Linked DNA regions of Homo sapiens: regions 1, 2, 3 and 4 are each linked to region 5. A link is a loop called in an ENCODE intact Hi-C map of the cell type or tissue named here. Cell type or tissue: heart left ventricle. All regions are shown on one strand.

Evidence for each region. A loop is a pair of places that touch in the nucleus more often than their neighbours do. Peaks named below come from ENCODE experiments on the same cell type or tissue, not always from the same donor. Only the 100,000 strongest peaks of a DNase experiment are listed, where the experiment ranks them.
Region 1: a loop joins it to region 5, with 9 times the contacts of the local background. A loop is called at or near these places in 9 of 110 quality-filtered maps.
Region 2: a loop joins it to region 5, with 18 times the contacts of the local background. A loop is called at or near these places in 64 of 110 quality-filtered maps.
Region 3: a loop joins it to region 5, with 5 times the contacts of the local background. A loop is called at or near these places in 5 of 110 quality-filtered maps.
Region 4: it touches region 5 in a loop (3-fold over the local background); 9 of 110 quality-filtered maps call a loop at or near these places.

Annotation. Positions count from the first base shown.
Region 1 is chr21:40,050,448-40,055,447 of GRCh38, reverse strand. DSCAM (DS cell adhesion molecule) reads left to right here. Exons shown (of 33, transcript NM_001389.5): 30 at 3,341-3,490. Among named protein-coding and RNA genes, the nearest start is that of MIR4760, 160 kb to the left of the region's middle. In heart left ventricle, no CTCF peak of the experiment used is centred here; a DNase peak (open chromatin) is centred at 2,125; H3K27ac peaks cover 365 bases.
Region 2 is chr21:40,118,647-40,123,646 of GRCh38, reverse strand. All of the region lies in intron 20 of DSCAM (DS cell adhesion molecule), which reads left to right. Among named protein-coding and RNA genes, the nearest start is that of MIR4760, 91 kb to the left of the region's middle. In heart left ventricle, a CTCF peak has its summit at 2,505 (motif pointing right); no DNase peak of the experiment used is centred here.
Region 3 is chr21:40,384,153-40,389,152 of GRCh38, reverse strand. The region is part of intron 3 of DSCAM (DS cell adhesion molecule); the gene reads left to right. DSCAM-AS1 (DSCAM antisense RNA 1) reads right to left here. Exons shown (of 2, transcript NR_038900.1): 2 at 3,795-4,574. Among named protein-coding and RNA genes, the nearest start is that of DSCAM-AS1, 3.6 kb to the right of the region's middle. In heart left ventricle, CTCF peaks have their summits at 2,440 and 2,641 (motif pointing right); a DNase peak (open chromatin) is centred at 2,652.
Region 4 is chr21:40,040,829-40,045,828 of GRCh38, reverse strand. DSCAM (DS cell adhesion molecule) reads left to right here. Exons shown (of 33, transcript NM_001389.5): 31 at 1,554-1,751; 32 at 3,156-3,458. Among named protein-coding and RNA genes, the nearest start is that of MIR4760, 170 kb to the left of the region's middle. In heart left ventricle, a CTCF peak has its summit at 2,154; no DNase peak of the experiment used is centred here.
Region 5 is chr21:39,786,425-39,791,424 of GRCh38, reverse strand. It overlaps IGSF5 (immunoglobulin superfamily member 5), which reads right to left. Exons shown (of 9, transcript NM_001080444.2): 6 at 3,237-3,258. LOC107985500 (a long non-coding RNA gene) reads left to right here and starts at 2,936. Exons shown (of 3, transcript XR_001755057.1): 1 at 2,936-3,016. In heart left ventricle, a CTCF peak has its summit at 2,940 (motif pointing left); a DNase peak (open chromatin) is centred at 2,874; H3K4me3 peaks cover 1,001 bases; H3K27ac peaks cover 442 bases.

The DNA.
Region 1 (5,000 bases), 260 kb before region 5:
TCCAGGGGAGGCTACGGATGCCACTCCAAGGAATAAACATCTGTAATCGACTACACATCAATCCAGAAGGCCTGCACTCTAAAGCCCCAGGTTGAAAATCCACTCCGTGCCCCCCTCATCAACTCTGATAATGCAAGCCTTCATTAAATAAAACTTTTAAACTGTACTTAACACTTAAACAAACACATGTCTTTGTACAGGGTATCTTCCCCCACACCAGTGCCCCAGAAACATCCTGCAGCTGTTTCCCCAGCAGCACTTTGGGAAAAACACCAGGGCCCTAGTTTTAGGGTTTCAGAACAGCCACCCTGAGGTTTTCTGGCTTGTTCAACCAGAACCCAGGTATCTTCACTCTTCCCAGCCTCTTTCCACCTGAAGTCCATTACCCCACACTGCCTGCCTCGATTATTCTATTTATTCCGGAGTGAAATACCTTATATTTCCTTTCCAGTAATAATGAGAAGAATAGCTAACATGTATTGAGAATTCTGTAAATGTCACATAGTTTTTATAAGCACTTCGTGTGCATTACTTAATTTAACCTTTCAACCAACATATGAAAGAAGTCTTGCTTTTGTAACCAAGATGTAGAGAGGTCTGTGTAGCTTTCCAAGGTCACAGAGACAGGCGCAGAACCAGGTTCCCCACCTGGCCACACTCACCGCCATGCTGTCTGTCTCCAATGACAGCTAGCACAGCAGCAGGCCACCTGCTTCCACACCAACAGGCTGCTTCCAAGAAACCCTCAACCAGAAGTTATCCAAGCTTTTGAGTGCCCATGGAAACACCCTGAGGCAGGCTCCGAGGCTGCCTCTTTTCAAACCTGGCTATGTTTGTTTTGGAAGGTGTTTGCTGGCATGAGTCCCAGGACAACCCTTTCTTGTGGTCTGGATAAACTGCCTGACTCTCAGCACATAGCCCAGCTGCCTCCTGCCGGGAAGGCAGTGGTAAGAGACCAGGTGGGCAGAACACCTGCTCCATCAACCATCACCCTTCTGCTGCCCCACCCACCACTGGAGACATCTTGACCTAATGGCTCCTAAATTCTAAGGCCTGGGTTCTCCTGGCTGAAGTCACATTTGGTCCAGGCATAGCAGCACTTAAAGATTGGTCAAGTGCAAAGTGGCTCTTGATCAGCTAACTTCAGTGAAACACTTCAGTTAAACCATGTATGTGAGGTGGCACTACCTGCCCTAAAGTACACAAGATTTTATTAGCTTGCTTGTATCAGGACAAGGGATAAGCTACTATGTTTTGCTTTTGATTATCTTTTTTTGGGAAAGGGGAAGGTATACCTGGAATCTCTTTTGTTTCACCCAGTAGATTGGGCATTAAAACTGAAAATTTCCTTTGAAAAAATTTCAAAAATTAGAATGTAATTCCTTTGACCATATAATTTTATAAGCCATTTATATGCATTATTTAATTTAACCCTTCCAGCCAACATAGGAAAAGTTTCTTTTGTAACTGAGACACAGAGAGGTTACATAGTTTGTGGAGGTCACCATGGTTATATAACACGTTACAATATTTGCTAAATGCGTCTCACTAGACAATAATCCTACATATGGCTATGAAAATAGATAGCTAGGCAGATGCCATGAGTGGTCTATGGCCTTCCAAGAGCTGGTCACTGGGGGGCTTAACACCAGAGGAAGCCTGCCAGTCATTTCCATTTGTAAATATGACCGTTCGCCAGAGATCCATCCCAGTCCATGCAGGATCATGTATCAGCAAGAGCCCTTGACCTCCTTGTGATGCCTGACAATGGGTCGATGGCATTTTCTAATTACTGGGAAGTGGAACTGTGGTGCTTCAAAATGCTCTGGGCTCTGACCACAAGAATCCAATATTACAGTGACATTAATTTCCAGCTAGAATGAATGGTTAACCTCATGATCAGACAGGCGCCCAAAATTTTCCATGAAAAGTGTGTAACCTAGCCCCGCAGATCATCTGGTGTGATCTAAAAGGGCCTGCCTGCTAGAAACTGTGACATATCCCATCATTAATGAAAAACAAATGTAGACACGGAGCCTCTCGTGCTGGGTCCAGTTGTAGGAAGCTGTCTCTGTGGAAGAGCCACCCTCTTTGAGGAGTCGAGTGACCGCCACGGGGCCGGACCTCCAAGCCAAGCCCAGGCGCCTGCTGTGGTGCCAACCTCACCGCACCATGCGCTGGGATACTCACAGACATCTTGGCAGCCTTTCCTCTATTTCTCTGCCAGGAAATTTTATTCTAACTTTGAGAGGCTTTCCTTTCCTGCCAGAGACTGAGTAATTGGATTTTGTAAGGTTCATTCTGTTCAGAGCCTTTTTTGGGCACAGAAGTCGAGCTGTGTTGTTTACGACTTTCGCATCCCTGTTGCAGTGTCAGGGCAGGGCTGCAGTATGGTCCCTGCTGACTGATAAACTCTTAGCAACAGCATCCTGGGCTGCAATCTTTGAAAATTTATGAAAAATCTGTATATCCTAGCCAAAGTCTCCCTTGGAGTAAAAAAGCTTTTTAAAAAGTATGAAACATATCACAAGGTAGTAATGAGAATCCTGGCCCACCAAATAATGACCCAGCTCAAACAGCAGCTCCTGCTCCAAGCACTAAGATGCCCAGAACCCATCCAAACCCAGGCTCCTGCCTCGCTCACCTTCAAGTGCCCACGGCAGTAGGACTTGGGAAGTCTGACAAGTGAATCATGTAGGAGAAGTCAGTTAATGGATGTTCTAGAGTGCTTAAAGCTTACAGGAGGTGGGAAGAAAAGGAACATACCTTGAGTCCTTTAAAATAGAGCAATCAATAAGCTCTGAAGACTGGCATGTTTTCTTCTCTTTTATTTCCCCTCCAAACATTAGCCAAGTTCAGAATGAGAGCAAACCTCAGTAGAGAGAACTGTAGTGGCGATTTTCTAGTCCTGCAAACAGAGCTTCCCAGCAGCCAAAGGGACCTGTCTTCATTGACAGCCTCATCACTGGTGAGGGGGCTGGCATCGCAGATGATGTCTCAGAGAAGCTTTTGACAAACACATAAATCCAGAGTTCAAATCAATGTTAGCTTAATGAAAAGCCAAGCCCAAAGAGAAAAGAGAGCTCCTTCTCTGCATAGTCATGGTTCTTCTTAGCTCATTGCTCCCAAAGCCAACCCCTAGGAAGAAGCTTCTATTCCTAGCACTCTAGAGTAATGCTAATTCAGTGCTTGAATTTTCAATCATTTTTGTCACTTTAGATGGGGCTATTATTGTGGTTGTCATTAACAATAACACAAGTGCCTCAGGAGAGAAAAGGCCAGGGAGTGGTTGGAAGGGAGATAAACGTGTTTGGCTTTCTGTGTTCCTGCCATCCTGTAGATGATCGCTCCACGGTTCTGTTGACGGATGCTGACTTTGGAGAGGCAGCTAAGCAGAAGTCCCTGACGGTCACTCACACGGTCCATTACCAATCGGTGTCTCAGGCCACTGGGCCCTTAGTGGATGTTTCAGACGCTCGGCCGGGAACGAGTGAGTGGTCAACAATGCTTAAAATGTGTGGGTGTTAACAATGCTGAAAACATAGTAATGTTCTTTCTCTCTCAAATGAAAATGTGTGGCTTTTCATACCTATGCCTGAGAAACAAATGGGTATAATAACATCCCTAATTGGGATAATGAGCTGTTATTGATGGATCTTGGCTATTATTATGTCAGTTGAATTACTGTTAGTATTGGTTACTATAAAAAGTGCTAGAAATTTCAGGTACATGTATTTATTTTTTTAATTTAAGCAACACAGAAAAGGAAAAAAGTAATCTACTTTAGTGTGTATCTGCTGTATGCCAGTATTGGGATAGAACGATGATGTCATGCACGTTATCTTTGCAACAATCCTGTAAGATACCTACTCGTGAAGCAGGTATCATAGCCTCTATTCTGCAGATGAGAAAACTGCAGCCTCAGATAAATTATGCAAACAGTATAAAGTTGCACACATAAGTAGTAAAACCAAGATTCAGAAACAGACCCATCTATCCCCAAAGCTTATGCTTTTGCCCCTGAACACACTGTTTGAGAAAAATTATAATTCTAGTTAATGTGAAGATTATGTTGGATTTTGTTATTAATATTTGCATCCATAATATATGGAAATTAATTACTGCAATGAAGGTGAATCCCCTAATATGTATCTAGAGCTTATTAATTAGATACTCTTATTTCTTCATAATTGGAATCGTTCCTAAATCTCTTTAAAGACTGAGAAATTGATGTCCTGATTATTATCATTTTGGAAACTTTGACGTCTAGCTTTCAAATCTCTAATCAATTTCTTTGCAAAAATTTACATTCTTAGAATAGTGTGTTATTATTAGAAAAATAACTATTATAATGTTAAAAGCTATTCTTCATAAATCCTAGCTTGGGAAGCATTTGCGAAATGCAGTGAGCTTTATGAAGTAAACCCATTGCCTACGAAATAACATTGTAATATACAGAAAACAGTTTCAGCAGGCATTGAAATTCATTTAAAAAATGTTTTCAAGAATATTCTACATTCTAAAGAAGTCTTTTACCTCTTCCTTTTGTCTAATCTTCTTACCGCCTTTCTTCTTTGATCACATTAATACATTCTGAAGACATAAACGGGATATGAGTGGGAATTAGCTTTGCAAAGGGGTGTGTGCCAGAGCCTTGCTCTTAAAAAATGATCCAGACTGGGCGCAGTGGCTCAATCCCAGCACTTTGGGAGGCCGAGGCGGTCGGATCACGAGGTCAGGAGATTGAGACCATCCTGGCTAACATGGTGAAACCTCGTCTCTACTAAAAATAAGAAAAATTAGCCGGCCTGGTGGCGGGCACCTGTAGTCCCAGCTACTCAGAAGGCCGAGGCAGGAGAATGGCGTGAACCTGGGAGGCAGAGCTTGCAGTGAGCTGAGATCACGCCACTGCACTCCAGCCTGGACGACAGAGCGAGACTCTGTCTCCAAAAAAAAAAAAGATTCAAGGGCTTTGACATCTCTTCAGCCGTTGGCTTCTC
Region 2 (5,000 bases), 330 kb before region 5:
CCTGGTTCATTGTGAAGGAACTAAAAGTTATTTACTATTTCAAAGTGTGGTTTTTGTTATCGTTCATATTATTCCTGCTGAATAATCATTATAAAGTTAGACTGCTTCTGAGACCACACCAAAACATATCAAAAAGGGAAATTTTAAAGAAAAGAAAACATTAAAATGACCCACCAAAATTGACGATGTCTTCATGGAAACATTATGACATTTTCTGCAGCAGGTGCCATGTCTCTTCCATCTTTGTATCTCCAGCTCCCAGCATAGAACTTGACACATGTAGTCATTCACTAAGCGTTTGTTGAGTGAATATACACACTGGTTTTGTTTCCTTTCTGGTAAAATACACATAACGTAAAACTTACCCTCTTGACCACTTTGATTATTGAGTTCATCAGTATTACATACCTTCACGTTGTTGTGAAGCCATCACCACCATCCATCTCCAGAACTCTACAAAACCGAAACTCTGTCCCCATTAAACACGAATTCCCTATCCTCCCTCCCACCAGCCCATGGCACCCACCATTCTACTTTCTGTCTCTGGATTTGACTCCTCTAGGGACCTCATGCATGTGGAATGATATAGCATTTGTCATTTAGTGACCAGCTCGTTTCACTTGACATGATATCCTCAAGGTTCATCCATGTTGTAGCATGCGATGGAATCTCCTTCCTTGTTAGGGCTGAAAAATATTCCCAAACAAATTTATGGATTAATCTTTTAATCAAGGTGATATGTTTGCCCAAGCTCAGAGTCCACAGGTGCCCCTGAGGCCTGGTGTACCCCAACAGTGAGTGTGTGAGAGTGTGTGGGCTTGCTTGGCCCATGAAGTTCCGTCTGTTGCTGAAAAAGCAAGGTGTGTTCTCTACTGCTTATGCATTCATGGCAGTACTCTGCCCTTGAAGTCAATATGTAAACGTAAATAGTCAGAGTTAGACTCCACAACATTTTTCTGGGCTTCTTATGTGGTTTTCAATATGCTGTTAATCCTCACTTACTGAATCCTACTATCAAAGCCCAGAGATGGAGAGCAGCGTAGACACTGAAAAAAAGCTGAGCCATTGTGCCCTCAATGCCCAGGGTGGCTTCTGCTTTTCTGCTTATCACTGACATGTCCCGTATTCACCAAAGAGAGACAAAAATTATTGCTGAAATAAAGTATACTCATTTTCCACTAGAACTTGAATTGCATCTGTATTAGTATTCACTCATTCATTCATTGATCTCTTTGCTATGGGATTCACGGTTGCTCTTTTGACTCTAACAGGCTAGAAAGCACCTAGCAGGGTATAGAAAGACCAGCAGCTTCCTCTCGTTTTGTCTTCTCAATCATCTTATCTTTATCTCTGCACTAAAAATCCCTACCTGGCTTACTTGAAATGAGTCCTTAGTGACTGATGCTTACTGAGAAAGCCCCTATTTGTGGATGATACAGGCTGTATTTGGCTCTGTCCTCCTGGCCTAAGAATTACATACAATAGAAAAGGAAGAAAAAACATCCTATCCTGAAAACAAAGTCACACAGGTGTTGTTAGATGGGGTAGAAACGCATTTCCCCAGGATTTCTCCTGTCTCTTCACCCACAGAACAATGGGATTTGACCTGCCCAGGATCTTAACAACACACTCTCAAAAGGGACAGTAATGAGGGCCAGCAAGGCACGGTGGCTCACGCCTGTAATCCCAGCACTTTGGGAAGCCAAGGCAGGAGGATCACTTGAGGCCAGGAGTTTGAGACCAGCCTGGCCAACGTATGAAACTCCGCCTCTACAAAAAATACAAAAATTAGCCAGGTGTGGTGGTACATGCCTGTAATCTCAGGTACTTGGGAGGAGCTGAGGCAGGAGAAACTCTTGAACCTGGGAGGTGGAGGTTGCCGTGAGCCAAAATGTCACCACTGCACTCCAGCCTGGGCAACAGAGCAAGACTCTGTCTCAAAAAAAAAAAAAAAAAAAAAAAAAAGACAGTAATGAGAGCAAACCCACCAGAAAAAGGTGGGAAATAACAGCTGAGATTTTTATCAGGGTATCTCTGTGTTGCCTTTTGACCATATTAAAAAGACTAGAGACATAGAAATATGATGGGCAGGTGCCTGTGTTCTTCCAGGAGATAATACCTAGAAAGTGTTACAAGGAGGTCCCAGAACCCCAGAGCATCTTAATTGAAGTGAAGTGAACTAAAAACAGTTCCCTCTCCATATCCACCTTCCTGTCTATCTATCTCAACCATCATTTAAGAGCACGAGACCTATTTTTTACATCAAATAGTATCAGTGAGAGTCAAGCTCAGAGACAATTATTTCTCTTCAGAGGTGAATACTTGTAAATAGTATCCATTATTCTGTTTTAAATATGAAATGATCAAGAAACTTTAAAGTACAGGAAAGAGGGTGTTTTTTTGTTTTGTTTTGTTTTCATCAGTTTCTGCAATTTGACTTTCAGTCGGTAAACTAGATGCTGTCAAGTTTTCCAAGGCATTTGCATTTCTGGCTATGTGTGCGAATGACCACCAGAGGACAGTATGAGCTCTAGATATTTTCCTTGCTCATAAATCTGAATTTTTTTTTCTTTGAAATGATTTCATAGTTAAATGTAGAACATAGGGGGATAAATCAGGACACAATATGCCTTGTAATTTGGTCCCTTTTATAAGAGTCCCTCAGCTAACCTCCTCGCTGATGTCATTTTCTCTCAAGATCCCAAATTCATCTCCCCTTCTTGGGAAAGAACCCTGTTAAAATAGACAAGCTTTTTTCTCTAATATGTGACATATAATGTCTGCTGATAGGCATTTATTTCATGGTGCTCTCTCAGTTTAGCTTAGAAAAAGACATTAGAATTTGAAACTTGCATGTGGCCAGATGACAAGTTAGGGTAACTGAGAATGAATCTACAAACAGGTTGTCTAAAGATGATGTGGACTGAACATGAACTTTCCCTCGGGGGTCCAACAGTGCAATGAGATATTAAACTCCCCAATCAGAGATTCAAACTGCAAAATCTCAAAAGTCATTTGATTCAGAGCCTCATCCACATAATTTGTGGATTCTGGCTATTAATTTTAATATATAGTGGTTTGAATGATCAAACAATCTATTATAAGCAATGAAAATCCAAAGACGTGAGATAACCCTTTTAAGGTCCCAGGAAGAAAACAGCCAAGCTTCATTTCCTCCCCAACGCTCCCGTCTACATAAAAGCAGTCTGAAAAACTTTCACAAACAGACTGCTTTTACTATATACACATTAAATAAGCATTATGATATAGACATTGTCTGTTTCACAATGCTAATCTCATTTGCGGAGCTTAGAAATGTAAAATTAGGAAGCACAGACTTCTCATTAATGAAAACTAAAAATCAGAAGGCATAAAATATCTCTGAGCTGTGATTCACATTGGTTATTCCAGCTTCAGATGATAATGTTATTCAGTTCCTGTACATAGTAGGTGCTCAATAAATGTTGCTGAGTTAATCAGTGAGAATACACCACTACTCTTCTTACCCAGAAGACCTGGGCAATTAAGTTCTCCACATTGTAGCCCATAACTTAGAATTAAACAAGTCTTCTGGGAGGCAAAGTAACTCACCAGGTCCAGACAGCTTCCCACCCCAGGCAACAGGTGTGTGTTTGCCTCCCAATCAGCCACAGACTGCATCAAATAAAGCCATAGTCAGGCTGAGAGCGAAAGGGGACTTCCGAGAACCAGAAATGTGCAGGAATCTCAAGGAGTGGAAAAGTGGTATAACGTGGAATCTGGAAAGCAGCATCTAACGTGCTCATCTGTATCTACAATGATACTCATCGCTGTGTTCATTCTTCCTCTCTCACACGGAACACGGACCTCCTGGCTGTATTAAAACGTCGTTCCTCCCTCCCAGTACCCTCCCTATTTCATGTCACTGTAGCATATAGTGACGCTACTAGATAGCAATTTGCTTTTAAAATCCTCCTTCTCTTAGCTTCCATTATCATGTTTTTTATTCTTTGTTGCTTCTTGTCCCTCTGCTTCCCACCCTTAAATGTAGGCATTTCCCAATATTCTTCCTTTATCTCTTAATATTCTTCACTATCTCTGTGGATCATTGAATCTGTTCTTATAATGTAACTATCATCTGAAATTAAAGAGTTCGCATTTTTTATCTCTATCCTGACAATCTTAGAGAACCGTCAGTCCTATATTTCCAGCTTACCACCATCTGCGTACTCAGGAAGACCTCTCCAGTACTTCGCATTCAATGTGCCCACAAACACATTTATACTTGTGTCTCCCTCTTTTCCTGTGTTCTGATTTAGCTTACGATCTAACAAAATCTGCTGCCTTCTGACCAGAAGCCTTCAAGCTACCTATAGTTCCTCTCCTAATCATTTATTCATTTTTACCACAAATAAACATAGAGCACTACTCTTACACCAAGCTCTGAGCCAGGTTCTGAATCACATCAATCAAGAGATGCTGAGTTAGGGGGCATCACAAACAGGCCTGAAACCTCAGTGATTTACAACAACCATACAACAACCAATGGTTTTATTTTTCTTTCACGATCATGCTCATTGTGAGTATGTGGTAGTACATGCCATGCTATCTTCACTCCAGGAAGGACCCAGGCAGGTTTCATGACAAAGAGAAAGAAATCTCTGAGGCGCTGACATAGGCAGGTAAACGCTCCAAGCACAAATCACGAGCCAGAATCTGTCATAAGATTCTGGTCCATGTCTTAACCACAAAGGGACCATGACGTACGCTCCAAACCCATACCCAGAAGTTCCAGGGAAGGCAGGAAACACTAGACAATGTCACCCTTCTGTGTGATGTGACAGAGGACACAGCAATGATGTGCACAGCACAGTGCAGGAGCGCGGACTGGGTGTCACTCAAACATACGGCCAGAGATGGTTGCTTGGAACACATAGCTAGCCCTGGCTTGCAGGAAGAGAAGAATTTTACCTGATGAATCAGAGGCAGGAAAGGGTAATATGATCAGAGGAAATAAATGA
Region 3 (5,000 bases), 600 kb before region 5:
AAAATGTACATTGGAGAAAACCCTTTTGTACTCTCAAGAAGAGAGCAAATTATCTTAAAACACGGGGGATTTCTATTCATCTTTTATGCAGGAATATCCTACTTTTATTAAATACATGTTGAATTACATTGAGGGAAAGAGTAAACTTACCATATTGTATCCCACCCATTTCTAAATGGCACAGGGTAGTTACACTGTACACTACATTTACTGTAAGAATTGCTAAGAAAAGCCAACATGAAATGAGCATGTTCTACCTGGAATTTATAAACAATTACTAAGTGGGAAAATGTGGGGAGAAAATACAGGGAATGAAATTAAAAAGCAAGATTTGCTTACCCAGAGTGGTGAATTTATACCACCCTACTCCAATAGGGTATGTGCATTTGAATGGATTGTAATAGGTTTTAGTAGGATTGAACACACTTTCCAGAATGTGAAGTTTGCAGTGCTTAGAGTTGTATCAAATATTTTCAAAGAACACAGCTGGTTTATCAGTGGAGGAGGGGGGGTTTAAAATGGCCTTAACTCCCGTGATTTTCCTATGAAGATTAAATAGAGTAATGACCATGACAGCCTTATGGAAACTGTAAAGAGCAAGGTCTGGTTTCTCAAACAGTAAAGAGATGCCTGCCAGGTTAAGATGTGGGTGAAATGGAATTTGTGGAAAAGTGTCAAAAGCACTAAAGAGATTGCTTTTCTTCACCCACAAATACAGCACGCTGACCTACCTCATACCGAGAAACACAGGACTTCATGATACCATCTGCTGTGATCTCCCTCCCATCTGAAATGCAATTGTCTTCCAGTGTTCTAGAGGCATCTAACTTTTTATATCAATCATATTTGCCATTATTATCACTTTATACAGTCATTATTTGTTTAGGGTTACTCACGCATACCTCGTTCTTTCTCCACCCTTCTTTTTGCATCTCATTATTGAGTACAATTTCTTTTCTGGAAGCACATCCTTTAGTTCCAGGCGCAAGCCTGCTATTGGCAAACTGTCGGTTCTTATCAATACTGGGAAATTTCCAAATTGTTTTCCCAAATATTGCTTTTCTGCCATTTTTTTCTACCCTCTCCTTGAACTGTGGATTTCCTCTATCTCTCCTTCAAGTCTCTTAACCTTTCTTTCATATGTATCTTTCTTTCTTCCATATGTTTCTTTTTCTCTCTAGGAAATATTCTGAGTAATTTCTGTAGATTTATTTTCTTGTTCACTAATTTTTCCCAACTGTGTCTAATATAAATATTTATGTCAAGGGTTATGTGTTTTATTTCTGCCCATTCTGCAAATATTTTATTGTTTATCTAATATTTGTATCTTTTATGATATACTCTTATTCACTTATCCTATTTTTAATTCAATTCTATAGTTTTGCAACATTTAAAATACTTATTGTGTAAACATTGTCGAGTTATTTCATTGTCTGAGGCCTCTATTGCTTCTTCTGACTCCTTTTTATGATAAATTGTTCTCTAATGTGTTAGAGGTTTGGTACTGGAAGCTCAAGATTGGAAGGGAGGAGTCAAGCTTCATCTGTAAACATTTCTCAGTGCTCCTTCCTCCAGGGAAGATTTATTTGTCTTTGCTTCTGCCAGATGTCCTTAGAAGCGAAGTCACTATATGTTATTTTCTAGAGTGAGGTCTACTGGACCCTGGAGACAGTGAGACTACAAATCCCAAACCAGAGCAAGGCCAGTACTATGGTTAGACATAATCCCTACACAAAGCTTAGGCTAGGAAGGCAAGGGTATTTGCAAAGGCTGTTTTTTTTTTTTTGGAGGTCCAATCTTTTAGTGAAGTTGTACTTTTCTGCAGACTTCTCTTGTGTAGGACTTGTGTAGGACTAACAGCCTTCCATTTCCTCATTGCTGTTAAAACTATGTTTTTTCCCCCTAAATGTGCAAATGTCACAGGGAAATTATAGGTAGTATCAACAAGATCTTTGCTGTTAGGTATTCACCCCCCCTCTTCCTTTATAGAGCCCAGAGGGCTTTCCTTACCTGAGAAACCTGCTGTTCATTTAAGTCAATGTTAGATTTATGCAGCTTGTCTAAGTTTCTTATACCTGGAGAGTTTTCAAAATAATTAGTTTTTTACATAGTCAGAAATGGAAGTTGCTACAACTCACTGCTGATTCACTGACTATATTAAACTACCTGAAAAAAAAATGGAAAAATAAGGTTCCAAATAATGTAATCTGACATACATTTCATGAGAGAAATGACCAAAACTTAATCCTAGAGGGAATTTTATCTTAAAATCCTAGAGGGAATTTTATCTAAAGAAAATTCATTAGATGGTTGTAAAGCAAAAATGAAATTAAAAAATAATATAAATAAACGTGGAGTTCAAGAAAAACGTCACTGTTTCCACTTTTAAGTGGAGAAGTAATTTGACAAATTTTCATTGAAAGAATTTTGCTGATCACGAGTTTCTATCAAAACCCAAGAAGTGTAAACATAGGAAGTGCTTATAGGTTAATAAAGCAAAAATCATGTGTTATTAACGAGGAAGTGTTAAGGTGGTGCCAGATCCACGGGCACTCACTATTTCATTTCTGGGAGCGTTTTTCAGCCTGCAGTTCCCACACCACGCGTGCCGTGGAGCTCTCTGTGCCACGCTGCGGGGCCTCGGTCTGACCAGCAGGGGGCACCGAGTGTTCTCCCGCAGCGGCCCGGCGTGGGCGGCGGCTCCAAGGCCGATTCCTCAGCACCAGGCAGGTGCCTTTGAAGCAAAGGGCGTTCATTCACATTCACAAAGGTCTCCGGAACAGCCTTGTAGGTTCTTCAACTGCCCTCAACTAAAGCTTCGGAATCTGAAAACCTGGGAAGAAGCTTAGTGTCCTGACAGTATTTTCCTTTTAATTTTGCAAAGTTTACAAAATCCATTAAGAATTGCTTTGCAATGAAAAATATACACATTTTTATACTTTTTGTTTTCAAGTGCTTCATTCCATTTATATTTAGCGGTGAGGCGGGCCTAGGCAAAAATGAAATAAAAGCACAGTGTTAAGATCTGCAAGGCCATTAAATTGCAGTGCACGTAATTAATGGACCATGATATTGCTTAAACACAAATGTACACTAATCTTGATCCAGCGGTACTAGTGATTTGTTGTTACAGGGCTAGATCCACCTAAAGCTCATGGTGAACACTTACAACCTTGCACAGAAAGTGACTGTGCTTGAAAGCACGAAGGCAAAATCCCATTGGCCAAAGATACCTTGTATTCCTAGCTGTGAATCGGTTTATCCTCTTTATTTTATACTTTGCATTATTTTATTACTTGGAAGAATTCACCCACTTTTTTCTGACAAAGGCTTATCAGATTTTTCTTCTTAAAAAAATATATATAAAGTTTTGAAGAAAAGACAAAGCATTGCAAAGAGCTGTCAGAGGGGGACGAGAAGCTTACAAAGTGAGCAGGTGGCACACAGCCTGTCTGCAGTGGTCATGTGAGAGCCAAACCCCTCAGCCACATTAACAGCCTACAGCATGTGCCAAGCCCTTAAGAAGTCACATAGCATTTCAGAGAATCCCACAAAACCAAAAACACAAATTCTGTCAATGCAATACATATATTTCTAGGTAGACGTATTAGTACGTCTCTTATGTGGGTGCCGAGGAATCTTGTAAAAGTTTGTGCAAAATTGACGTCAGTTTTACTGCTTGTCAGCAGTGAAATGAGTGGATTCATTGATTCATTCATTTGACAAACATTTAATGAACCACTACTCTGTATGTGTTCTAGGGACTGGGAATACAGCATTGAACAAAATACAGAACTAAATGCATGCTTGATGGAGCTTTTATTGCCATGGTTAGCATGAGTTACATTCATAAAATATACTTTATTTTCATTAAAAAGAATGAGCTAGATTTCTTTATATCAACATAGAGAGATCTTAAGGAAACATAACGTTGGATGGGAAAAGTGAGTTTTTCCATGAGAAATAGTAAAATACTTATGTAAGTTTGAAAAACAAAGAGAAAATACAGAACCATACTATGTGAAGTTCATTGTCACAGCTATGTGTGGGAGTGTGTGTGTAATAAAATAAAAAGTCGAAACTGGGAATACACACTAATATTTCTGATAATAGGGTTTTTTAGGAGAAAAATATAGGATGGGGAGGGAACAAAGAGAAAAATAAAGCATTTTCTGTAAAGTTTTATTTATTTCATTAAAAATAAATAAAGCAAATTACACCAAATGTTAACAATGATCAATTTTAAGAAATGGGTACATGGATGAGTATGTCATGCCTATGTGGGTGATTGGTACTTTTTCAGTTAAATAAATAAATGGCAGTTGGAGGAGGGACAGAGAAGGACATGGGGAGTGAGACCAAACAAGGATCATGATGAGACCAGAACTTCCCTAGAGGAGTGGCCCGTTGTGAGCCTGAGAGATCCCCTGTAGCGACACTGAGCAGAGCTCCCTGTGCCTCTTTCCGTCCTGGCCTCACGCTGTCTGGTTGGCTTTCCCGATCCGTCGTCCATCTCTGTTGTCCTGTTGTTGTTGTTGTGGTTTTGAGATGGGGTTTCGCTCTTGTTGCCCAGGCTGGAGAGCAATGGTGCGATCTCAGCTCACCGCAACCTCCACCTCCCAAATTCAAGCAATTCTCCTGCCTCAGCCTCCCGAGTAGCTGGGATTACAGGCATGGGCCACCATGCCTGGCTAACTTTGTATTTTTAGTAGAGATGGGGTTTCACCATGTTGGTCAGGCTAGTCTCTAACTCCTGACCTCTGATGATCCACCCACCTAGGCCTCCCAAAGTGCTGGGATTACAGCTGTGAGCCACCACGCCAGGCCTTCTGCTGTCCAGTTTTAGTAACAGCTTTAGCAACTGCCTTGCTCTGCTCTCAGCATTCTCTGTTTTAACCATCCCGATTTCACCTCTGCCTCCCTTATGTCTACCTTTTGTCTCACAGTCTGACAATGAAAATCATCTGCCACTATCCTAGCACCAACCTGTGGGCCTCCCT
Region 4 (5,000 bases), 250 kb before region 5:
TCGGTGCAATAACATTACAGGCCGGCCCTGTCAGTTTTGCTCCTTTGAAACTTCGTGAGAGCCCAACAGTGAATACAGTCTGCTGGGTTTAGAAGTGGCCAGACCATACTGAAATATAACTGTATCAAACTGCTCTTTGAGAAGCAGAGAATTCAAAGGTAGAAAAGACCCATCTAGGACCTTAAGCTGTCTCCAGGCTGGAGCCCCAGAAAAATCATTCCAGGTAACTGAACCTCTCTCATTTTCCACAGAATTCCAGAAGAGGCGATGTTGTAGCCCATTCTGGTACCTGACAGTCTCTGCTGGTGGAACATCCTTCTTCTTACCTCACCAAAGGGTTGAGCTAAGAACTCCGTCCACCCCATAGACTTGCTGCCTTTGGTTCCAGATTTAGAGAAAATGAAACCCATCTGGCACCAGCTTAACCCTTTGTTCTCCATATTAAATAACCCAAGTTGTCTCTGTTAAAGTTAGGACAATTCTATTGAAGAGATGTGCTATCATAGGCAAGGCCTTAAGGAGAGTTGGGACATAAAAATATGGTCCCTCTGCTTTAGGAGCTTTCAACTTAATGAATAAAACAGTCATCATTAAAACAATGAGTAGTAATATGAGAAACAAAAATACAGGCAACATCTGTATTAATTTCCTAGAGCTGTTTTAACGTAGTACCACCAAATGGGTGGCTTCACAGCACAGAAATGTATTTGCTTGCAGCTGTAGCACTCCAGTCTCCACCTGCATCATCCCATGGCCCTCTCCCCTCCTGTGTCTGTGTCCTCTTCTTAAAAGGACACCAGTCACAGTGGATTAAGGGCCAACCCTATTCCAATATGACCTTGTCTTAGCTAATTTCATCTGTGATGACCTTATTTCCAAACCAGATCACACATTCTGAGGTCCTGGGGGTTAGGACATGAACATGTCTTTTGGGGGGACGTGATTCACGCATAACAACACCTAAGGATGTAGAAAGGAGGTCATGTTAGAACACACTGGGCTGAGCTTCCTTGTTTTACAGAATATGACGATGCCCAGGAAGTTTAAATGATGTGCATCGGGTCATAACATTATTTTTTGTACTATCATCCATTTAATTGCAGTTGCAAACATCGTAACCAAAGTACCTCTCTCAAGTCATTCTCTAGCACAGTAATTGGTTTCATTTTCTTTATAATCTTCATCACTGTTTGAAATTTTCTTGTTTTGTCCTGTAATTGTTGTCAGTCTCCCCTCATTCCATTTCTAGCTTTTAATGTTAGAAGGGTCATAACATTATTAAAGGCCAAGAGCAAGACTCAAATATGTAACTTCTGAATCCAAGTAGGGTGTTCTTTTCCCTGCAGGGCTGATTAAACACGTAAGTATCAGATGAAGGTTTCAAGCCATAAAGGAAAGGGAAAGTATCCTCTGCACAGGAGAAGTCAAGGAAGTTTTCCTGGAGGGCGTGGGCGAGTCGGCAGTGCTGGGTGGGTGGCACTGACCTCTACGCTTGCTCTCAGCTGACCACACTCCTGCAGACAAAGGCAGACATGATTCTTGGCTCTTCACAGATCCCACCACCAGGAGGAATGCCAAGGCTGGGCCCACAGCGAGAAACCGCTATGCCAGCCAGTGGACCCTCAACCGACCCCACCCCACCATCTCAGCACACACCCTCACCACAGACTGGAGGCTGCCAACACCCAGGGCTGCAGGATCAGTAGACAAAGAGAGCGACAGTTACAGCGTCAGCCCCTCGCAAGACACAGGTAGGCCCTGACGCTGCCTCCTCCGTCCCTGGGGACCAGCACGGCCCCCGCACCTTGAGCTTCATGGGCTCCTTGGGGAGGGGAGAGAGGGCTTCCTCCCTCTTACTTATGTTCTTTTGAAGGTCACTTTCAAATTGTTACGCGGTTTATCTAACAGTTACTAATACAACTGCACAGCCTTTACTCCACACAGGGCAAAACAGAGCCAAACTGCATCTATTCTGCAGGTGTCCTGAATCTTAGACCCAAGCTTATTTCTCCATTTAGTTCCTACCCCACTGGGAGAAATAGAGACATTTTTAAATTTTCACCCCCGTGATTGCAGTAATTGCTGATTACACTCTGAGGGCGTCTGACCCATTACCATCTCCAAGATTAAGACACAGCACTTGAAGTTACATGATGAGGTCATAGCACCCTCTATAGGGAACACAGGCTGATCCGTTTGACAATTAAACAGGGGTTGGTTATAAGGTAAGTCATCCAGTCTATGCCATCAACCACCAAGTTTTCACTTCAGAGAGAAGACAGGCCCTAAGAATAGCACCGGGTTGCCCACCACCCCCTCTTAAATTTTGAAAAGAAATTACATCTGAATCTAATAGCTGTAGGAAATTTTAATACTCATTTTTCTTTTGTTCTTGATGATATACTTCAAAAACAGTGTTCCAGAGGAGGATCATCGCCATGTGAATTTATTTTTAAGGCTGTGATTTCTCTTAGAAGAGTCTCAGAGTTCCACACAGAGGAGACCCTAAAACTTTTTAGTGCATTTGAAACGCAGACATCTCCCTGACCAAGATGGCGTGGCCCAGCTCAAAGGCATGTGGGCACCAGTTTTTGTCCTGATGGTTTTCTAGTCCCCATAAAGGGTAATCACAACAGAAGACGCATCCCAGGGGTCGGGGGCCATTCTGGCTTGTGGCCAATTTCCGTGCAACATGACATCTTTATTTCTAAATATCATCACATCTTCCTTCCTGAGCTGAGGCCCCAGAAGCTGAACTGCAGCTCAAATCATTCATGCCAATTAAAGAGTCTCTAGGGCATAGATCCATTTGCAGGTTGGAGCAGAGAGGGGGCTGCTGCCTGGCTCCTACTGTTTTCACTAAAAGCAGGATTTTTTTTAAAGGGAAGGCGTTATTTATTTATGGAAATGTCCCAAGCTGGGACATCTGACTACAGCAATTTGGTTGCAACAAAGCTTCCCTTAACCGGATCTGCTGAGACTTGTGAAGCTGGCCTCAGAGTGCCTAAGGCAGGAGCCTCCGCCAAGGAGCCAGAACTCCTACCAGGTCCCACCATGATCTGGAAGAAAACAGCCCCAAGCCAGGAAGGGCCATGCCGTTGGTTCAGACTTCTGATGGTGAGTCGTCCGTCTTGTTTTTCTCTTTCCTGGTGTAGATCGAGCAAGAAGCAGCATGGTCTCCACAGAAAGTGCCTCCTCCACTTACGAAGAACTGGCCAGGGCCTACGAACACGCCAAGATGGAAGAGCAACTGAGGCACGCCAAGTTCACCATCACGGAGTGCTTCATATCAGACACGTCATCGGAGCAGTTGACGGCAGGGACAAATGAGTACACGGACAGTCTGACCTCCAGCACCCCTTCCGAATCGGGAATCTGCAGGTTCACTGCATCTCCCCCCAAACCTCAGGATGGAGGAAGAGTAATGAATATGGCAGTTCCAAAGGCACATCGGCCAGGTAGGTGAGCAAGGCCACCTGGGGGCCGTCGCTTAGGGAAGTGCACCTTCCTGGTCCTCCCTCATCTGCTGTGAAAGCCCTTCTCAGTGTTCAGACCAAATGGGTGCTCTGTTTATGGATGGCTGCATAACAAACCATCCCAAAGTTCACTGGATTAAAACTACAGCAGTCACTTACTTTGTTTATGAATCTGAAATTTGGGCGGGACCTAGTGAGGGTACCATGCTGCAGAGGCTCTCCTGGGGCTGGGGATCCACTTCCAAAGTGGCTCACCGACCTGGCTGTGTTCTCCCTGTGCTGGCCTCTCCACAAGGTGCTTTAGCTTCCTCACAGCATGGTGGCTGGGTTCTAGCAGCAAATGGTCCAAGATACAGTCTGTGGAAATAGCCAGTTTCCTTAGGTTGGGCCTGGAAACTGACACAGCTATCATTTCTGTCATATTCTATTGGGCAAGCAGTCACAGAGCCCAAGAAACCCTGATTCCAGAGAAAGAGGCCCCCACTGCTTGATGAGAAGACTGTCAAAAATGTGAGGGCTGTATTTTAAAACTGCCACACTGAGGGCTTCTGAAAGGGGAGAGGTCTTACTATATAGTCAGTGTTTGGGACTTGGCCTCACTGAATTACACAAGGTGATGGTAACTGGCTAACATTAAGTCAGCCAGCAGTTTGGTCTTCAACTTGAACACCTGTGAATCGTCCGGGTTGTGAAAGCTGCAAATTTTGAGGTCAGCAAGGCATGGCAGATAATAGAATGCAGAGGCTAGAGAACAGGGTCAAAGGAGCGAGGCGGACATGGGCCATTTCAGGGTTCACTACTGTCTAAAAGAAAAGACTCTAGCAAGGCCCTGCCAACTGATCGCAAGTGGAAATGGGGTCTTAGTATGGACTTGTGTTTTAAGAGAAGCCGGAAAACTTGGTTTTATATGGAAATTCACAGCTTTTTAGTGTTGGCTTGGATATTTGTAAACCATTGTACAGGGCAAATAAAACCCATCTTTAGGTGGAATCCAACCTATGGCAGCCAAGTGTAGTTCTCATCTGAAGAACCACTTTTTCTTTTTCACCCTGAAATAGTTGCCTGTAGACTTTCCTTCACAGACTGATCTATCCAATCTTATTGAATCCAGTTTTGTTTCTCATTTTACCCATTTTCTACACCACTGTTCTAGTTCCATTTCAAAAAGTATCTTCACTTTTGAATTACTACAATTCCCTTGGGTTTTATGGGACAAGGCCTAGCTGAAATGAGCTTTATAAATGCATAAAAATATATAAAATAAGAATAGTTTATCCAGCAAATAATCTTCCATACCAGCTCAAGATTCATGCCAGCATCCAATAAAGAATGATGGCTTCCTTTATTTTCATTCTGTCTACCTCCTTAGGGGAAAAGACAAGCTGTTATTTGTGGGTGTTTTTATTTCAACTATTTTTTTTTTTTCGTGTTGTTGGCATTTATTTGCAAGGCAAATGGAGAAAAATGCAGGATAAATGCCATGACTTTCTGCAGCTCTTCAGCCTGAAGGTGAGGAGGACTGGA
Region 5 (5,000 bases):
AACGCCAAAGAATTTTAAATAGTCACACTTGACCTCTAAGGATGTATGCTAGGGAAACAATCAAGGATATGTATAAATATGTACTTGAAAGAATGTTGATTCATGAGCTATTTATAAAAGCAAACTGCAAACAACCGAGTGCCCAATCAGGGAGGACTAGTAAAATAAATGATGATGGTTCTCTAAAATGGAATTCCATGGCATCTGTCAAAATTATTACATATGAGAGCTCTCACACACTGCTAGCGGGAGTGTAAGCCTGTACACCTTCTTTGGAAAAATGTGGCACTGTCTAAAGCTGAAGATACGCTACCTTCTGGCCCAGCTTTTAGGACTAGATACAGTCTCCCTTGGTATTTGTTAGAGATTGATTCCAGGACCCCTGCAGATACCAAAATTTGCAAATGCTCAAGTCTCTGATATAAAATGGTGTAGGATTTGCATATGCATATAACATACACACATCCTCCCATATATTTTAAATTATGCCCAGATTATTTATAATACCTAATACAATGTAAATGCTATGCAAATAGTTGTTATACTGTACTGCTTCTTTATTTTGTATTACTTTTTACTGTTGTATATTTTTTCAAATATTTTTGATCCATTGTTGGTTGAATCAGAGGATGTGGAACCTGCAGATAAAGAGAATCAGCTGTATTTCCCCACAGAACCAAACAGAAATGAGTACTTATGTTCACCAAAAGACTCCTACAATAGTACTCAGAGTAGTTGTTTTTTGACGTTGTTGTTGTTGTTTCTTGGTGACAAGGTCTCACTCTGTCACCCAGGTTGGAGTGCAGTGGTGTGATCTCGGCTCACTGTAACTTCTGCCTCCTGGGCTCAAAGGATCCTCCCAAGTCAGCCTCCTGAGTATCTGGGACTACAGGAAAGCACCAACATGCCCAGCTAATTTTGTACTTTTTGTGGAGATGGGGTTTTTCCATGTTGTCCATGCTGGTCTCAAACTCCTGGGCTCAAGGGATCCACTGCTTTGGCCTCCCAAAGCGCTGGGACTACAGGAGTGAGCCACCACGCCTGGCCAGAGCAGTAGTGTTTGTAATGGTCCCAACCTGAAAACTATTCAAACACCCATTTAAAGCAAAAGGTAAAAATAAATTGCATATGTGCCCAGAATGTAATATTACATAATAATGAGCCACTGACACTCACGTGCCACGGTATGGATCAGTCTCACAGTGAGAGGCTCAAGAAGGCAGACATAAATGAGTATACACAAAATGACGCCATTGATGCATGCACCTAATCTCTGGGGATGTGGGAAAGATGTCAGAAGAATGTCACCTTTGGGGAGGAGGGGTAGGCAGCAATTTGACCGGGGTCTAGGGGGCTTTGGGGATGCTGAGGATGTTCTAGCTGTGAATTTCTGCCATCAAGCCCAGGCATTTGTGCTTTTTGTGAAACCTGATCAAGCTACACACCTGTAACGTGTGCACTTTTCTGTACTTAAAAGTATCTATCTAAAACTAGCAAACAAATACTACAAAAATGCTGTGGGCAAGTATTTGTTAACAGAAATAATCTTCAGAATGTGCAAAGTGAAAAGAGCAAGCTATGAATTAATGGTTACTATAATCCAAATTTCACAAAATGCTTTGTGTGCATATCTATGGGTATATACATGAACATTTGAGTACATAGGTACATACATAGTTAGTTAACAATAATTACTTTGGAACTATAGAAGTGTGGGTGATTTTTTTAAACTATTTCTTGTGCCTATCTTTATATTTATTTTTTCTAAAAATAAACATGCATTGATTTTTTTCCATAATAAACATACAACTATATACATATAATTTTAATTATTTTAATGCAAAAGAAGTCCTCAAGCAGCTGGAGTGAGCACCATGGACATCGTGAAAGGGGAAAGCAAGTGGGGTTGGATTATTCAGTGGGCAACCCCCATTATCCCTCTGGAGCTTAATGCAGTCTCACCTAAGTTCAAGGGCTGCACGGAGACAAAGGTGCCCAAGCCCTGAGGTGGGCCCGTCCAGTTCACATTCAGACAAAAAATTCTACAAAGCATGCAACAGTGAGTACCTGGCATGTACATCAGGCACTCAAGATATACTAGCTTTTCTCATGCTCCCAGTGTCATATTCTATAGTTGTTGTTATCCTCTACCCATTATCCTGAGTAGCTATTGATCACTTTACTGTGCTTTCAAATCACCTAAGACCCCAGAGAACAGAAATGGAAGATGTTGGCACAGTCAACAATGGTGAACCGAGAGTCCAGGCTTCCATTCCGCTGGTAGTAGCAATCAAGAGAAATGCCAGAATAATTATCAGGGTCTATTTTTCTTCCTCTTCCCTTGCCCTAAGTCAGGCCTCAAAGGAGAAATATTTTCAGACTGCTGCTTGGTGGTGTCCTCTCTCCAAACTTCACAATTGCCAGGGGTCAGAGGGAGAAGGGATAACCTTTGCCACATGGTGATTGTCCATATTCATTCACAGAATGTAGCCAAAAGGTATTTTAGAATCTCAGCACTTAAAAATGTAAATATTCTAATAAAATACTGATAACTACATGTGTTGTTATATTACCCACAACAAACAACGTCTGTCTAAAAAACCCTCCCCTTGGTGCACATATGGCTATGTTAACATTGCAGACATTTAAAAGGGTTACTGGCTACTTATTGTAAGTCCTTGACACAGTTACCTTAAAAGTGCTTGCAGCTACTTCTGGGCAGCCTGGGAATGAAAGGAATTTTTCCGTCCTGTCCGCTCCCCACGGCTGAATGAGCACCGAACACTGCCTAATTTGTCTGCCTGGACAGTTTCACGTGACTTGCAGGCATCCGGCTTGGCTCACTGCTCTCCACTATCCCAGAAATTCCAGCAGGACCTCTGCCGGTGGCCCTGGCCTCCGCCCACAGCAGGCGGGATGATAGTCATGGTGCACAGTGTCCTCTTGTGGAAAGAGCTGCAAATGCCAGACACTAAGAAAATCTCCATTTCCCTAAGGGAACCAGAGCAAGTCAAAGGTAGGCAGTGGCAACCCATCTGTTTCATCCCACAGTTCATGTTGCCCTATGAGTTTGTGATCGGCATACGTGTTTTTCAGCATTGTCTACCTCTGGTACTTAATTCTGGATAACATAAATCCAAAAATCCCGCAGTTGTGTGTACGTATTGTTGTTATTATTGTTGTTGTTCAATTTTTTTTGTTTTGTTTTCAGAAAATAGATGTGGTTTCAAACTTACTTTTGAAATTGAATACGAAATCCTGCAAAAAAGAACAAAATTACATTGGAAAAATCGGGATACTTATTCTAAAAATCGAGTCTCATTAATTTTTATACACTCCCTTATTTTAACAGACCCAACATTAGTATTTGTGACCCAAGGAGCATTATTAAGTTTTCCCATACCAAATTATCAAATGACTTCCCAGCATAGGAAAGTAGAATTCACTGTTAACTATTAGAAAAATAAATAATTCCTAGGTACCTGAAATACAGACTGTATAGTACTTACTATATTTCAGTCACCCAGGGGTATTTACTTATTACTTTGTGACTATTGAATTTGATGAGTGAGACTATACAGACTCCATAATACCAAGAAGAGATGTTCTGTGTTATCAATCACTGCTGCTTTTCATTCAATTTTTACCATGTGCCAGCACCAAACGGGCTCTGTGCAAAGTACTAGCTCATTTAACTGTTATAATAACTCAAAAGTAGGTGTTACTGTTATTATATTTTTAACAGACTAGACACTATTATATTAATATTACCATATTTCTTTAATTCAAAGATACATTTTCAATCAATATGTACCAATGGTATCAATTGATACAGTTGTGCCCCCACCCCACCAAAAAAAAAAAAAAAAAAACACTGTCATTAAATTGCTAATGTTTTTAGTCAGTGGATCCATAGACTGATTAAAAGGAATCTAGGATTTGAAGGTGGGGAGTAAAAAGCCACAGATCAAGTCCCCAACCTTTTGTCCCAAAAGCCTGTGATCTTTACAACCGAGCTTTACTGTCCAGGCCTTCTATATATCAAGCTTGATTAAGATTTTTTAAATACTCATTTTCCTTAGTTTTTAGATAACGTTCTCAGGTATTTTCAATTCTAATAACACCTGCCAATTTACATCCCAAACTAAAACAATTCTATCTGGATTGCAGAAAAGAGACTATCAGGTAAGAGATGAATGCCCTCCAGCAACAGGGGAATGCCTCCAACGCCACCAGCGTAAGCACAGTTTGTAAGAAAGGATCTTAATTAGATCCCATTTGTCAATTTTGGCTTTTGTTGCCATTGCATTTTTTTTTTAATACTTTAAGTTTTCGGGTACATGTGCACAATGTGCAGGTTAGTTACATATGTATACATGTGACATGCTGGTGCGCTACACCCACTAACTCACCATCTAGCAATAGGTATATCTCCCAGTGCTATCCCTCCCCCTTCCCCCTACCCCACAACAGTCCCCAGAGTATGATGTTCCCCTTTCTGTATCCATGTGTTCTCATTGTTCAGTTCCCACCTATGAGTGAGAATACACAGTGTTTGGTTTTTTGTTCTTGCGATAGTTTACTGAGAATGATGATTTCCAATTTCATCCATGTCCCTACAAAGGACATGAACTCACCATTTTTTATGGCTGCATAGTATTCCATGGTGAATATGTGCCACATTTTCTTAATCCAGTCTATCGTTGTTGGACATGTGGGTTGGTTCCAAGTCTTTGCTATTGTGAATAATGCCACAATAAACATACGTGTGCATGTGTCTTTATAGCAGCATGATTTATAGTCCTTTGGGTATATACCCAGTAATGGGATGGCTGGGTCAAATGGTATTTCTAGTTCTAGATCCCTGAGGAATCGCCACACCGACTTCCACAATGGTTGAACTAGTTTACAGTCCCACCAACAGTGTAAAAGTGTTCCTATTTCTCCACATCCTCTCCAGCACCTGTTGTTTCCTGACTTTTTAATGATTGCCATTCTAA